Linked DNA regions of Mus musculus: region 1 is linked to region 2. A link is a contact called in ENCODE Hi-C or POLR2A ChIA-PET data. All regions are on one chromosome and are shown on one strand. Each heading gives the region's core, a stretch centred on a gene start or an enhancer-like site at or near the end of the contact. The rest is flanking DNA. Distances are from core to core; before and after follow the strand shown. Region 1 holds the start of Ppp6c (protein phosphatase 6, catalytic subunit). Region 2 holds the start of Scai (suppressor of cancer cell invasion).

Region 1 (2,708 bases), core at 200-2,699, 36 kb before region 2:
ACTGCATCAAAAGGAAAATAAATCTATGTATTCATTTCTTCCTCTGAGCTCCAGCCACTATGGTATGGCTCTTCCACAAAAGCTCCAAATAAGCTTAGAAATGCATCAGATATCTTCCATACAACTTCCCACCTTCCCAACTTTGCTGTGTTTTTGTTGTTGTTGTGTTTTTTTTTTTTTTTTTGAGACAAGGTCTTCTGGTTGACCTGCAACATGCTACATAGACTAGGCTATCCTAGAACTCACAGTTATCCAGCTGCCTCATCACTGCTGTGGTCAAATATGTGGTACACTATGGTCAGGTTAATTCTGAATCCTGTGTCAACCCATCCTCCTTACTATGCTGGAATGTTTTCCTTAAATTATCACTTTCTAACATGCTCTGAGTAATTTATTATATTTGTCGGTTATCTCTAACAGAATTAAATTGCAAGTTGAGGACAGATTTTTTAATACATTATTTTTTATTATTTTATTTATTTTGACTGCAAATATATTTCTGTACCACATGCACACAGTGCCCAGAAGAAGGTGTCTGATCTCCCGTAACTGGACTTGAAAGCAGCCACGTAGATGCTAGTAATAGAACTTGGATCCTCTGGAAGAACAGCTAGTGCTCTTAACTAATGAGCACTCTTTCCAGCCCCAAGGATAGAGATTTTTGTCTATTGCAGCCATTGGTTATTCTAACTGCCTATAAGTGTATCTGTACTTTGTTGCTATTCAATATAGAGTTGTCAAATGGACCAATGTTAAAGCTATAGTAGGTGTCAAGAACTGTTCTTGGCACTGGGATACGACAAAAAAAAAAAAAAAACCTTTCCGGCCCCCTCCTGGAACTCACCGGATTAAGTCAGTAGCCTGTTTTTCAGTCTAGGATCCATCTTTTCTGTTTCCTTTGAGATTTTGGGGCAAATAACACATGCAAACTTTGCATTCTTACAGTCTTACAAGAATTGAACAGGAGAAAAAAAAAGTGCCAGTATTTGTACAGAATGTGGCATAAGAAATGCTTTATTGTTTGTTTCTTCCCCCACCCACCACCCACCCCACCCCCCAGCCAGAGAACCGGTGGTGTTAAGTTTGTTTCAAATGTTGTCTAGGCCAGGTCTTCAGTAGTCCTGGAAAGGCGGTAACAGTAACTCTTAACTTTAACTGAAGATACTTTACAGGGTAGGAGTGAGAGCCAGGGAATTCTTAGTTAACCACTTCATGGTCTTCCTTAGAAAAAGCCTCATTTGAGGTGAAGTCTGTTGCCAAGGATAGGAAAGGAAGAGCATTTTACTAAAACTACAAATCCCAGCACGCCCCGCGGCAGAGAGCTACGGGTCCCAGTAGGTTTTATCAAAAGGACCTCCGGGTTCTCTTGGAGATAGATCCGTGGCCCGGAATTCCGCCTGAGAGAGAGAGCGGAACGGGTCAGGCTTTTACGTCGCTTCGCAGACGCCACTCACGGATCGGACGTGACGTAAGGAGGGTTCCGGATTCGGCCTCCGCCGCTGCCTCCGCTACTACAGCCGCTGCCGCTGCTGTCGCCGCGGCTTGTTCTTCCTAAAATGGCGCCGCTGGATCTGGACAAGTATGTGGAGATAGCGCGGCAGTGCAAGTACCTTCCCGAGAACGACCTGAAGGTGAGCCGGGCCGGAGGCCGTCCAGCTTGCGAGGCAAGCCCCTTCCGGCTGCGGGGCTCCCGCCGGCCCGCCCTTCTCCCTCGGCGGGATCCCTACCGGGCGCCCGATCCTGGCGCGGCGGAGGGCGCTCCGCGGTGCGAGAGGACCGGGTCCGAGGCGGCGTGACGCGGAGAACCAGGGGAGCCCGGATCCCCCGAATGCTGTCCAGTTCTTTGAGGGGAGATCCCGGGGGATGTCACGATCCCCTGACCCTCACGGGACTCCGAGCTTAAAGACTCTCACTCTAACTCGCTCGGCCTCCCGGAGACGGAGCCGGGCCGAGCGGGTAGTGCTCCCGGGATGGGGTCCTCCCAGCAGAGGTAACAGGAGCCGCTGTCTGCTCCAGGGACGCGGCCGCGGTGTGTTTAAGTCCCTGAGAGGTGGAAGCCGGTGGGCGGGATCGATGCGACCATAATGGGAGAGAATGACAAGTCGCCTCAGCTTCACCACTCCCCTAAATTGCTTCTTAGGAGTGGTAGTTTTCTTCTGATGATTTGGATGTGGATCTCATTTCTTAGCCCGTTGTTGAGCTATTTAAGTGAATAAGCAGTTGCTTATCAATAAGTTCAAATGTTTTTATGACCTCTGAGCTGTTCCCCTGTAACTCAAGGTGTCGTTTTCTTGGTTTTCCAAAGGAGGTCTTACTCAGTTCAGGCTAAGTTAATGCAGTAAAGAAGTAAGCCGTTGGTGTACCACTGTTATCAACCGTATTTTGTTTCTGCAAAAACTAGTGCTTAGGACCACGTTGGTGTTTATCCGATGGTTGCTAATGTCTGTTTTATTCCGTTAACTTTGATTTGCTATGTAGTCAGTCACTCTCGATCATTTGAATTTTTTTTTCATGCTGTTTTTGTAATATTTTTAAGCCACAGGCTTAAAACAATTTTTTCAAGAAAAAAATTGCCTTTTTCCTAACGAATTTTATTTCTCTTGTGAAGATTTTGCTCTGTGTCTGTTTTCTTGTCTCATCTAGTACATGAAGTTTATATTTAAATCAGCCAACAAGTATGCAAAATGTTTAAGACCTCAAGTGTTGGT
Region 2 (2,700 bases), core at 173-2,672:
AGCAATGCAAAAATAAATCCCGCTATAACTTGGCAGCATCCCATTGTTTCATAAAAGAAAGGCCATTCCACATCGAAGATGGGTGCAAGATAAATCATGTAGGAATAAAGGAGAACCCCTTGCACCAAATACATTTGTGAAAAAGTAGTTATCTCAATATTTGGGATACTATCCACTTGTGGAGATTTGTGAGATACGTCTCATGCATTTTATTTGCTATTGTGTGCTGTGTGTGTGCAGGTGTGTGTGTCATGTGCATGTGGAGGTCAGAGAGTCATCGAAAGCGTTCCTCTGGGTTTGAGGACAAGCCACAACATCAGGCTTGAACAGCAAGCACCTTTTACTCTGCTGAGCCATATATCTGCCACTACATTGTTGGTGTGTGTTTTAACAAAATGTGTTCTAATAAAATGAAAATGGCCCAAGAGAAAGTTTTATGCCTTCTCCCAAATGGAAGGAATGAACTTAGAATCTGCCAGACAGATTTGCATAGATCTTAAGAATTAAATTCTTCGGGTGCATTACATATACATCTGCTATATTTTCAAAGATAGCTTTTTGTTAGAGCAGAATAGAAAAGATTACTAGTATTAATTGTATTTACATGCTTATGCATGTAATGTTTTGCATGCTTAGGTCTGTCAAAAAATGCAGTGAAATTTTATACCAAAAATGATTAGCTGGTTAGATTTTTTAATCATCTGGAATGGCACAGAATGGCTAGCTTATACAAGAAGCAGTTCTTTTTAGGCTTTTCAAAATGGAATACATTCCTTGTGGTTATTGTAATTGGTTCTTTTTGCAATGCTGTTTGTTGTTGTTGTTTTTTTTTTCGAGGTAATTAAAGAAATTCTGCTTTCTTACAAGCTTGCATCCAAGCTTAGGATCTTTCCTGCAGCCAAACTGCTTGATCCCTACAATTTGAGACCGAGTCCCTTTTGAAGGGTGACATTAAGCCGCATTCGAGGTGATTCAGAAGACTATGAGAGAGAGAGCTGCTTTGCCCTCGAACTTCTGAATATATCTGGAGAAAGTGCTGCGCTTGATTTTGGTTCTGGAGCAGTGCGGAGGCGGAGGAAATAGCAGGTGTCTGGGAGGTGTCAGGGATGCAGGATGCCAGCCAAAGAGAACCTGCAGGCAGGTGTCTGGCGCCGGAGATGTAAGTCCCCGTTCTGGCACACGGAGGCGCTCAGGGCTCCTCTCGCTCTGCTAGCAGTCTTTAAGGCACCTCTGCCGCCACCTGCAGTCTCAACCAAACCTCGGGGTGGGCCACGCGGGACATGACGGCCTAAGCACCCAATCAGCGGTCGGATTTCTAGATACCCTGCCGTTGTGGCCAATAGAAACCGAGGAGAGGCGAGGAGGGGACGGGCCCGAGCCCCGCGGCAAGCCTGGCCGGGGCGCAAGGCCCTCCTCCTGTCTCTCCGCCTACTCCAGCCTCCGCCGCTTCAGCTTCCCGAGCGAGCCCTGCGGCCGCCGGAGCATCTCCCGCGGCGGAGCAGGAGCCGGATGGTCAGAGGAGCCCGGCAGTCCCAGCAGCCGCGGAGTCGCCTGGCCCCCAGGTGGGGTGGGCTACGTGGCGAGGCGGAGGCTAGGGGCGAGGGGCCCAGAGAGCGGGCCTGGGGGTGGCGGCGGTGGTGTCTAGGCGCCGAGCCCTGAAGGGGCGGGGGTACAGGCACTCAGCATCTCGGGGGCGCCAAGGGAGAGCAGCTCTCGGGGCAGCGAGCGAGGGCGCGCTGGGCGAGAGCGGAGGGCGCGCGCCCCACCGGGGAGCCAAGGAATGCGGGGAACCGGGTCTGAGGGGCGGGGCCGTGTCTGAGGGGAGCTAGGGGGGCCTGCGGCTCTGGGCAGACAATGAGGCCGACCTGGCGGGTGGTTGGGGGAGCCGAACGTTTGGGGCAGGGAACCGAGAGCATTCGGGGACTAGTGAGTCCCAGGCGCTTGGTCGTGGGAGGGAAGGAAGCCCTGCCTGTGGGGTGTCTGTAAGGTCACGGGTAGGCAGAGCCAACCTGTGGTCAGCCTGTGGCCCCCCGAGGGTGGTACATGAAGTGCCCCACAGGCAAGGCAAGGCAAACGGTGTGTTGTCTTAGTTACGGGTCTCATTTGTTTGGTCTGTAGACTGTCTGGCACAGTGGAGAAACCACCCCGAAAACGGAAAAGCAGGTAAGGCAAATGCCTTCCTCTCTAGCTTCGTGTTTTTCCTGTTTGCTTGGCTGCCCCTGTGCTGCATAATTACGTGGTGAGTAGATAAAGTTTCTTATTTAGGTCCTTTTTTTAGTAAATTCGACAGCATGGAAAGGTATTCCCTTTGAGAACTTCAAATTACCACCACCTCCAACCCCTTGCAGGTATATGATACGGGAAATGGGGAAACATTAAGAAAGCCCCACTTTCGACTTTAGTCTTAATTTCAACTTTGGCATCTCTAACGGAGATTGTCATTGAACAGCTACTGTGTGCCAAGTGTCGTATACAAATTCTGTGTTATTTTCTGTGACAGTTTTGCAAAAGAGGGAACTGAACCATAGAGTAGCCAATACTTAGCAAACAAAGATCACACATGTAATAAATGATAGAACCAGGATTTGAATCCAGGTTGTCTGAATGCAAAGTTTATGTTCTTTATACTGTAATGCTTCTAATACATACACAGTTGAACAGAGTCCCACTCCTGGCTTTCTCTCTCTTTCTTTATAAAGT

Evidence for each region. Hi-C counts contacts between places; a loop is a spot of excess contacts on that map. ChIA-PET counts read pairs that join two places held with the same protein, here RNA polymerase II (POLR2A).
Region 1: a map of heart shows a loop between it and region 2 (4-fold over the local background). The contact joins the promoter of Ppp6c here to the promoter of Scai in region 2. A Hi-C loop is called at or near these places in 2 of 37 maps with a recorded cell type or tissue (both heart). POLR2A ChIA-PET finds 5 or more read pairs at or near these places in 3 of 5 experiments (Patski and embryonic stem cell).

Annotation. Positions count from the first base shown.
Region 1 is chr2:39,225,090-39,227,797 of GRCm38, reverse strand. It overlaps Ppp6c (protein phosphatase 6, catalytic subunit), which reads left to right and starts at 1,449. Exons shown (of 7, transcript NM_024209.3): 1 at 1,449-1,631. The coding sequence starts at 1,557.
Region 2 is chr2:39,189,452-39,192,151 of GRCm38, reverse strand. It overlaps Scai (suppressor of cancer cell invasion), which reads left to right and starts at 1,422. Exons shown (of 18, transcript NM_178778.3): 1 at 1,422-1,562; 2 at 2,119-2,163. The coding sequence starts at 1,510.